2 separate regions of the Mus musculus genome follow, and region 1 is linked to region 2. The links are chromatin loops, found by intact Hi-C in ENCODE. Cell type or tissue: left cerebral cortex. All regions are shown on one strand. Links, peaks and the distances in the headings refer to the core of each region. The heading gives the core; the rest is flanking DNA.

Evidence for each region. A loop is a pair of places that touch in the nucleus more often than their neighbours do. Peaks named below come from ENCODE experiments on the same cell type or tissue, not always from the same donor. Only the 100,000 strongest peaks of a DNase experiment are listed, where the experiment ranks them.
Region 1: it touches region 2 in a loop (2.5-fold over the local background); 2 of 42 quality-filtered maps call a loop at or near these places.

What each region holds. Positions count from the first base shown.
Region 1 is chr16:46,171,274-46,176,668 of GRCm38, reverse strand. No RefSeq gene overlaps it. Among named protein-coding and RNA genes, the nearest start is that of Gm4737, 19 kb to the right of the region's middle. In left cerebral cortex, for the core only: no CTCF peak of the experiment used is centred there; DNase peaks (open chromatin) are centred at 3,120 and 3,408; H3K27ac peaks cover 228 bases.
Region 2 is chr16:46,381,497-46,386,891 of GRCm38, reverse strand. No RefSeq gene overlaps it. Among named protein-coding and RNA genes, the nearest start is that of Nectin3, 110 kb to the left of the region's middle. In left cerebral cortex, for the core only: no CTCF peak of the experiment used is centred there; DNase peaks (open chromatin) are centred at 2,420 and 3,311.

The DNA of each region.
Region 1 (5,395 bases), core at 328-5,327, 210 kb after region 2:
AAGACTCATTTAGACCTTTGTTGGGGCAACACATAGGGTGGTTGCCAAGGAGATATTGCAGTTGGTGGAGGTGAAAACAGGGGATAGGCATTTCCACAGAAATCTCTAATTGCATTCAATGGGGTATACTCTAAAAAATAAGAAGGATCATTGAATGTTTGAGGAAGTTTTGGGGGAGGACTGAGAGAAGTTGGATGGGATCGTGGAGGTAGTATAAGCATATATATTTTATATATGTGTGAAATTCTCAAAAAATAAATGAAAAATAAAGTGATTATGAAGAAAAAAGGAGAAGTTACCCTGTAAATGTCATAATTTTTTAAGAGGAAAGGGATAAATTTATTTCAAATTCTAACTATGAGCAAAACAATAGACTGCTGGTATTCAAATATCATCAGAATTAAAAGAGCTTGGAATACAACGTGTAAATATGTCAATTATCCCCCAAATCGTCAGTTTCTCAAAGATGAATTAGTGACTGTGAGTATACTCCTTACTGCTGAGATTCCTAATTCATGTATGAAAGCACAGAATTTAATCTGTCTACAAAATGATAAGATCTAGCATGTGAACACAAAACAAAGAACCACATTATTTACTGATTTCATTTCATTGACTTGTTTATAATTTATGTTATATTCTCATACTCCCCCAAAGAAAAAACTTAATGTAGCCTTAAAAAGTTACTATATATATATATATACTATATATATATATACTATATATATATATAATTATATATATAAAATCTTTTTTCAAAAATGTATATTTACATTCTATTCACTTCTTAGCAGCAAATATAGCATAAAGCACACAAAAATGAAAATAAGTGAAGAATAAAATGAAGTAAAAAAGGCATTACTGCTTAGAATGTGTGTTCTGGTGTTCCATTCCTTTTATTAGTAGATGCTTATTACAAATTTAAAGAATTTTCTACCATCTGACACAAATAGGAAAGCATGCCAAGACATTGATCACAAAGGAGTGTATGGTTACAAATTTATCCATCTCTGAAGAGAGGAACCCTAAAATTTGTTGTTGATAGTTGAGAACATTTTATTAAAGAAAATGAGGGACAAAGAAAGCTAGACTGAAGTCCATAGTGTACAGGATAAATCTGGTGACCATGTTCGATATAGACTTAAATTTTGAGCTAAAATAGAGAATATACTATTTATCTTTAAAGAAATCGTCCATAAATATTCTTTCATCAAATCGGAAGAATACTAAATTTATTATCCTTCCTCCCAAACCTTGAGGCTGTTGTAATCCAATTCCATGAATTAATACTTAGATGTAGTTTATTTAATCAGTAAAGGTAAGGAACAAGTAAGTATATTTCTGTAGTCACCTGGAAAAACTTAACAAAGACAGGGGCACAGACTGAGTGACGTTGTGTCTCCTCAGAGGTTGGCAGAAAAAGCACATCACTCCAGGAAGATAGCTTGTTATCAAGAAAGCAAATGTCAACAAGTCCTGGTGAGGATGCAGGGAAAGGAGAACCCATATTCACTGCTGGTAGGAATGTAACCTTGTACAGCCACTGTGAGAGTCAGGACAGGGATTCTTCTCAAAGATAAAATCAAACTGTATGGTTTAGCTTTACCACTTCTCCATATAGTTCTAGAAGACTCTAAGGCAGCACATTACAGAGACTCTTACCATTTGTGTTGACTGCTGATCTATTCAAATCTGCAAGGAAACAGGACCAGCCTAGATATCCATCATCAATTGATAAAGAAAATGCATATATATATATATATATATATATATATATATATATATAATATATATATATATATAATTGAATTTTATGCCAGTATAAAAGTATAAAATTACAACATGCTGAGAAAATAGAAGCAACTGGAAATTATTATTTTATAATCTGGACACAGAAATTTACTTTGCTCCAAGAGTTAAAACTACACATGTATGCATATATATATATATATATATATATATATATATATATATATATACACATATAATACATGCATGCATATACATATATGTATATGTGTATGTATCGTCATATATATGGGTAGTCATAAAACTATATAGGAGATAATGAGAGGAAAGAAAGATCTTAGAAGAGATCAAAAATCTGTTGGTAAAAGTAGAAATGACTTTTGTGAAGGAAAGGGAAGAAGCTGTAAGTGAGGTACAGGGGAGGGCAGTGGAAGAGAAGAACAGTGGAGAACAAAATATAATGATGCATATACATATATATACGTGTGTGTGTGTGTGTGTGCTCTGATGAAACCTATCACTTTATATGCCAACCTAGAAAAATACTGTGTATGGTTTTAAATATTGAAAAGCCTACCACATTGGCTCTTGTGCTGTCCAGAATATGCCCATCAGTTTTCATTTCTTTTCAACTTTACTTTCTCCATATATGCATTTAGCATACCTTTTAAATTATACTTTTTAGTCAGTATACAGAATAATATGTTTCAGTATGACATTTTCATACATATGTATCATCGTGCTTTGTATTGTTCCTATACTAACCTCCTTGTCCTTCCTTCCTCTACTGGTATGCTTCTTCCTCCCAAACATATATACTATATAGAACATATATGTGTATACATTTGATATGCATGAATTTAAAATTCTGCATTTTAGAGAGACAATATTTCTTTCTTATCCTCTTTGTAACTTCCCAACTTCCCCTTTCCTCCTCTATCTCTCTCTTTCTTCTCCTCCCCATACAGTAGTTTGCCTTCTATTTTCATTGCTCTCTCTTGCTCACTCTCTGTGTCTCCTCTCTCATACAACACACACACACACACACACACACACACACACACACACACACACACACACACACATGCACACGTCTTTCAAAGGAAGGCCAGCATTCTTTCCTCCTTGCATGACAAGCTGGCTCAGAATTGTCTATTTTTCCTATCTTGACCCAAGAATCAGCTATGTTTTCAAGAAGCTCTAGAAATTCCTGATCTCTGAATCTGAAAGTGAGATTTATTCTCACATAAGTGTCTGGAGCTAGTGGCATTTTGCAGGTGGTCCATTTTATGCATTTGAATCTTCTCATAGTCATTTACCTGCCACAGTGGCCCCAAATCAAGTCTAACAGTGACTGAGAGCGCATCAGTTATCAGGAAGTTTAGTGTCGTGTATCTCACCAGATGTATGCCATCCATATAGTATATGCAGTGTTCAACATTATTCTCTTCTAATCAGAATTCTGGTGGTCAGAAATTATTTAATATCTGTTCTGAGAAATAGGCAACAAAACTCTATGGTTCTGAACCTAATATAGATGAGTGTACATTTCTTACTGGTGCTTTCTAAATATATTTTCTAGCTTATCTACCCTGAAATATGTTCCAACATTTTTAGATCAGGACAGCTGGACACAGCTAAATGCAAGCTATTCCCTGCCCCCTTAAGCCATATGCTCTGGGAATCACCCTGGTGACAGATTTACAGCCCTTTGCTGTGATCAAGAGGAAAGTAGGTGCAACTCTAAAGTATACCTCACATAATCCAGGCACAAGAAGGCAAAGCAGAAATTTATTACCACTTCTCTAGTCTTATGAATACAAAACAGAAAGTAGATTGTCAAGATGAAAAATACCACAAGCTACAGTGGTATTTTTGAGTGAGTACATTTTTCCTAAAATGCCCATTTGTTTAATTTACATATACATTTTAAATATTATAGTCATCCTAGATGCGTTGAGTTTGTTTATGGAACTCTAACATCTGAATACCTCAGTAAAATACTAACAGTGAAAAACTTGAGAAAAGGTCTTTTTGCCTTTACTAACCCCGCCGTTACCTCTGTGCTGCAATACATTCTCTTTAGTGGTAAGTTTCTTCACTAATGGACTAAAATATGAGTTTTCTTGTCAATTTTCTTTATTTTAATGGACTATATACTACCAGAAGATGTTAAAATGGATAATATAAGAGTACAGACGTTCCAGGGAAGGAGCTAACTCAAACTTATGTTTGAGCACAGAGACCTGCTCTGCCCTTTAAAATCAAATTCATCAAACCTTTATTTCAACAGTTCTACTTATACATTATGGAAAGAAATTCCTGATAACCTTATTTCCTGTATGATCTGAATGGGTCACACTGCTCAAGCTTCCTCCCAGCTTATCACTTGCAATGTTTGTCTTCCATGGAAACAAGCAAGATACAGAAAGAAGAAATGAAGCCTCGCAACAAAGCAACACCATCAGGGGTTCTATGTCTATCAAATGTTTCCTTGTGCTATATTCAAATGTTTCCTTGTGAGATATATATATATCCCGCCAAGTCCACTTATTGCTGCCTATATGTGTAACTATGAATACAGGACTCTCAATTGGAACATGGGTAGCCTTTCAGGGGTTACATTTCTGAATAAAACTACTCCCTTCCTCAGCAGCCGTCAATAGCTAATAGCTCCTCAACCTACATTAGAACATTATGAGGCCCTGCTTATCCAGGCTGGGATTTTGGCTGACTTTGTCTCATACATGTCTTGTGTAAGTAAGCAGTGAGTTTGTGTATGCAACAGCATTCTGTGTCCAGAACCTACTGCTTTGTTATACATGCTCATTACCTTTGTCTTTTACGGCCATTGTATCTCCTTTTCTGAGATATTTCATGAGCTCTGTGGGTAGGACGTGCTTGATAGATATCCCATTTAAAACTGAAAACCCCATGGTCTTTTGTTCTCATCCCTATGACTGGTGGTGTGAATCTCTATTCAAAAGAAGCTTCTCTGATGAGGGTTGAGAGTTGCACTAATCTATAGGTATAAAAATAAGAACTTGGTGGGGGTGGGAGAGTGAGTTTATTACTATGTACAATCAAGAGTATAATAGTAATCGGTTCTCACCTCAGGCCTATGATCTAACCAACCATGAAGTTTTAGCCTAGTTAATGATACTAAGCATGGATTTCATCTTTAAATCTAATCAGGAAATGGTTTGTTACTCCATGACGTTCATGCCACTATTGCACCAGCAGGAACATCTTGTCAGAGTATCCATTATCATTGCTCCCAGAGATCACAGCTGGGTTTAAAAGACTGTGGATGGTTTTTCTCCCTCAGCAGCGTGCATAGCAACGTCTGGCATCATGAAAGCAAGCCAGAAGAAAGGGAAGCTTTGGGTTCATTCCACCTTCATCTCTTCATTTTCTATGATTCAATTATGTGGCATCTTTAGGAATAGTCTTACTATTGCCTTTTGGAAAATGTTTAGGAAAATGGCAATAGCCTGTAGTGTTTGGTATGTGTCCATAGTATTCCACTGTCCAACAACCAAACAACAGGCAACCCACAGCTACATTTGGTATCTGGAGAAACATTGTACCTATTATAGATCAATGTCTTTAAACTCTGTTATGTATGCATATAATTTTAAGAAAC
Region 2 (5,395 bases), core at 190-5,189:
ATGTCAGTTCCCAGGGAGGTCTTGGGAATGTAAACTTTACTCACTTTGACCACTACTCAAAATGGAAGTCTTATAGAAATAGTTTCTTATATTGATGCAGGTGTCTCTATTATGTTGGGGCCCACCCCAGGGGCAGCTTATACCATAAAAGCTTATATATAGGTGCAGGAATTGGTGTTGGGTGGTTGGTTCGGGTCCAAGCTTATTTTGGGTTAGTATACAAAACAGTTTTACTGTCTTCTATCATGATTGGTTTCCAAGGGCACAGAACATAACAGAAGATGTAGTCAATCTTGGCATTAAGAAGTTTCCTAGCAGAAACATATGAGAAAGTTTTCTTATAATGGTAGGCTAGCCAGGTAACTATTTCCTAGGCCATAAAGTTTTACCTAAGCCTTAACATTTTACCTAGACCTTAACATTTCATCTGGATCTTAATGTTTTATCTAGGCTCTAAAAATAACAATGGACTAAACCTCTGAAACTGTAAGCCAGCCCCAATGAAATGTTTTCATTTATAAGAGCTACCATGATCATGGGGTCTCTTCACAGCACTGGAAACTGTAACAAAAACATGTATGTACAGTTTCCATGTAGAATGTCTTGGCTTCTCTTGCACACATACCTAGGAATGAACCTACGGTGGTATGGCCACCGTGGCTTAGCTTTTGGCTTTTTCAAAGCTGCTGTACCATTCTCACCAGCAGGTTCTATTCAGTCTCAGTGATGATAGCAACCCTAGTGTATGTGTTGCTGGAATTTTCCTGCAGCCTCGTGGTATTTACTTATTTACTCCAGCTCCTTAAAGGAAGACAATCCACCAATCCATTCCTTTCTCAAGAGCAGTGTGAAAACAGGCTACAGACTATATTCCACCCACAGTTAGCCGAGTTCTCACTGAGAGGATGGACTTAAGGGACAAATGCATCCAAACATTGCAAACATTATGCTTGCTAAAAGAGAACAGAGGAAAGTATAAGCCCATAACAGACATGGAAAATTGGAGAAAATATATACGACTGACTTAACAAATTGCCTCACTACATACTGGTCATGTGTTATAAGCACGTAGTCCCAGCACTTGGATAGTAAAGACAGGAGTATCAGGATTTCAGAGTTATCATCAGCTGAATATCAAGTTCAAGGCCAGCCTTGGATACACAAAAAGAAAATATTTGACTTACTTGGAGGGGGGGAAAAAAGCCCACTGAGTAGATTCAATTGCTGATTTCTTCATGAGTAACTAGGACCAATTTTAAACTTCCAGGGGTATGCTACTGAGCCAGCCCTGGGAGCTGGAGTCAGCTGCCTCCCTCAAATCCATGATATCAACCTCCCTCACCCCTACCTCTGTTCTTAACTCATGGGAGCCAGTAAGTATAACTTATATCTATGCCATGACTAGTCTCGATCTTTTACACATGCCTGAGGAGAAAGGGAATGTTTGCCTCTTTCATTGTCTCATTAACGCACCACAACCTTTTACTGTAAGTCCTCCTTACCTTAGGATCTTAGCCAGTTAACCACAGGTTTGCTTTTGTTTGTTTGTTTGTTTTTCATTAGGTTGGTTGGTTAGTATTGTTTAATTGCACCAACATTTGTAGCTCTCAAAGTTCAAAATCAACAAACAAAAACTCTTCCACAGAATAAAAACAAAGAGCAACACTTTGACTACCTAAGTTCCCTGAAAGTACATTTAGCTGGCAGTTACATGGATGGGAGACGGTCCTGCAAATCCAAACACAGACATGATCCACGAATGTCTTGTGCAACAGTTTAAAGCTTGAAAGCGAACCACAACAAAAATTCAAAGGACTTGTCTCAGTGGTTAGATATGCATGCAATGCCTCATCAGATGTTTGGCCTCTGCTTCTTTGCTCCAGAGATGCCAAGAAAAGCCTCCGTTTTAGATCTCTTTCCACCAAAATGCAAGGGGCAGCAGGGGTCAGGGTGGGATACCCTTCTATACCTTCTCAAGTTGCTGCAAAACACTGGAAAAATTAGATGGTGACTCACCCAGAAAATAAGCAGTTCATAACTCAGACTTTCAATATCCCTCTGCAACTCTAATCTTTCCACTTGGTATTGCTTTGTGTAATGTACTTCAGTACAACCACACCTTTTTGTCCACAGTCTCCTGGGCTCTTGTCTTCTCTAAATACTTTCCCTCCTGCTAGTATGGCGCAGAATTTAGTGAGGGTTCCCCTCCTTTGCCCAGGCATATGTCCACTCCAAGCAAAGCAAAGAATGCAATCGCTTTGCTGAGCAAAAATGCTACCTTGCTACCTTTGTATGGGCTGGCCTGATCTTCATTGCAGAGAGGAGAATGGATACAGAGCACTCTGCTTTGCCAGAGCTACGACTAGAGACTTCCTACACAAGCATGCAAAGAGATTGGGCGTTGAGCGTTCTGTGACTAATTGTAAGCTTTGAGAGGCAGCTCTGTGACTTCTTTTCCTGGCTAAAGGAAAGGCAGTCTTTCCTTACATGCAAAAGATGTCCTGACACAGATGTCCCCTGCTGCGATCCAACAGACTTCCAGGATTTTCTTGGAATAGTCCTTTATTCCAAAATAAGCCTGGCTATCCCCATAGGAACCTCTCAGATGGGGCATCACGTCAGTGGGCACCCACGCCAGGGTCTGTGCCCTTTGCCCTAATTCAAACATTAGTGCTTGAGATAGTCCAGGTGACAGCAGGGACTGTGAGCTCATGGCTCCCGTGCTTCAGCCCATCCTCCTCACATTTCAACCATCCTGTCCTCAGCAGGGGTAGGAAATGGTGCCACTGTCCTGTTCTCTGCTGTGAATACAAAGAACACCACTCTCTACGGCTGCCTGTTTCTTGTTTTTATTTTTTTAAAGATTTTATTTATTTTATGTATCTGAGTACACTACTGTCGCTGTCTTCAGACACACAAGAATAGGGCATCAGATCCCATTACAAATGAGACACCATGTGGTTGCTGGCAATTGAACTCAGGACCTTTGGAAGAGTAGCCATTGTTGTTTAACGACTGAGTCATTTCTCCAGTCCAATGTGTAGCCCAGGCTGGCCTCAAACTTGTGATCCTCCTGCCTCCTTCAGCAAATCCTATCGCTGTGCACCATCACAACCGGCCAGCTGTCTATTTCTAAAGTGGTAATAGGAGGTTGTCAGGACAGCAAGGCTGCTTTGCTGTGTAGAAAGAATTCTATACAGAAGAACAAGATATCCCTCATCAAAGACCATGTGGGACACCTCTGAACTACAGCTCACCAGGACAGGTGGTGTGCAGTGGGAGTGGTATATGTCTGTGCATATGGGGAGTGTTTGAGCATGTGTGCATGCAGATGGTATTCGCAGACAGCAACACTATAAAAGAAATCTGGGGTGTAGGATAAATACTAGGCATCTGTAGCTCTGGAATATAAGGCAGGACGTAGGATCAGGTTGGGGAAGAAGAAAACTAGCCCCACTGCATGTATCACTGTGACAGCTGCTACATGCACAGCATATCAGTCAGGCCGAATAGACTAATATATCTCTGCCTCAATCGTTGCTGAATATAGGACACTCCAGAAGGCAATGCAGCCATCTATAGCCCTGGCAAGACTGGCAGCTGGCTTTGCAAGCCTCCCTTTGAAGGGGATCCCTGTGGTAGAGCTTCAGGTCTGTCTCCGTACACTCTTAATGCTTACTGATTCACTTTGGGGATCTACTTCAGGGCACCTCCTCCATGGCCTTGGTGGACCATACTTATGCACCTGGCTTTCAGGCTAAGACTGATCTGCCATGTCTCCATTTTCATTCTTTATTTTAGATTTGCCTTATGCTAAATGGTTGAATAGATGTAGTAATTATCCAAGGAACACAGTGCTGATTCTCACCCCTGAGAATTCAGAGCCGCTGATCACCACACCTCTCTAGGGCAAAAATTACCCTTATAAAAAAGTATATCGATAGCAAGGGATACCAGCTAGACACTGAAGGTACACAGTTTTCTTTCCACAGTGGGTCACAGCATCCTGAACCTTCTGTCTCGGGTTAGTTCTAGGCAGTCATAGCTTAGACTTCACAGGAACTTTCACTTGAAAGTGAATGTGTCCCCTTGGGAGATAATTCACAGAGCTCAGAGCTCAGAAACAAAAAGGAAGGTCTCAAATTCTTCCAGGAATGAGAGAGTGATGGTGCGTGGGGACACTCTTGTTTCCATTCTTGTTGTCTTTCTATTGCAAACACAGTCTCATGCAAAGACCTTGAACTCAGTGTGCATGTCCTTTCCTGGAGGAGCAACTATCTCTGTAGATCAGAGCTAAAGATGGCACACCAACCAATCCCCACTTCAATTGGCAGCAACAGTGATTTGGTTCGATTTCTAATTGCCACCATATGTGAAATGCCCAGTGAATCCCACACGGTTGAACCTGCATGCATTTTCTACACTGTAAAGGAACCCCTGCAACTGAGTCAATGTCGTGACATGTGTGGAACCATGTCAGAGAGACACATACACATAAGTACTCAAATTGCAACGCTTGCTGAAGCCTTACAGAAAGGAAAGGCAAATCAATACGCAGGATGTGTCCATTCATTTCCAAGCTTACAGTGCCAAGGTAGTTTGTGTGTTGATTTCTTTGCCTAGCTGGAGACTCACACTTGCTCTTTGATGCTGGCAGGTTGACTACTAAGTGGCAGCAGGAGCTTAGAAGTCCTTAGGAAAGTGGCAATGCATACTGCTGGCCCCATTCTTAATGCCTGTATCCACCTGCTTTCTCGCTGCACCATCTTATTATAGAAGAAACCAAAGGTGCTTAAGAGAGCAAGAAGGGGTCAAACTGGGCATTTATGGTAGCATCGGCCCACCCACTTCCCTTGTTAACTCCCTCCTCTTCATACTATCACACTGACTATTCAATTTCAGGGTGACGTATGGAGGGACAAGCATGCATCCCATGGAACCTCCCTAAACAAAGTTCCTCTTGTAAACAGTTGTAAAAGCATCCCCAGATGACTATACTTCTGAAAAAGACACAAGTGTAACCATGGCAGAGTTGATGAGTTCTGAGAAGACTCAGCACATGAGGAGAATACTCAACTGCTATGCATGGTGTCCCATGATGACTTATGCCATCTCTGCCATGTTAATAATAGCTTGGATTTTTTTTAAATCATAATTATCTGATGGAAAAGTCATACACTTTCCTGGCCTCCATGGTCTATACTATGATTTCTTCACTGAAACCTTCAGTGAGGTTCACAAAGCATTTTTTCCCCAACATGGGCTTCATCTAGATGTGCTAGAGACCCCCTTCCTGCTAGGAGTCTCATTCAAAGGTGAAATGTGCCTTGTGCAAGCAAATATGCACCACAGCAGGATGCCCAGGTGTGGAAACCCCTGTATTTAGGCCATGAAG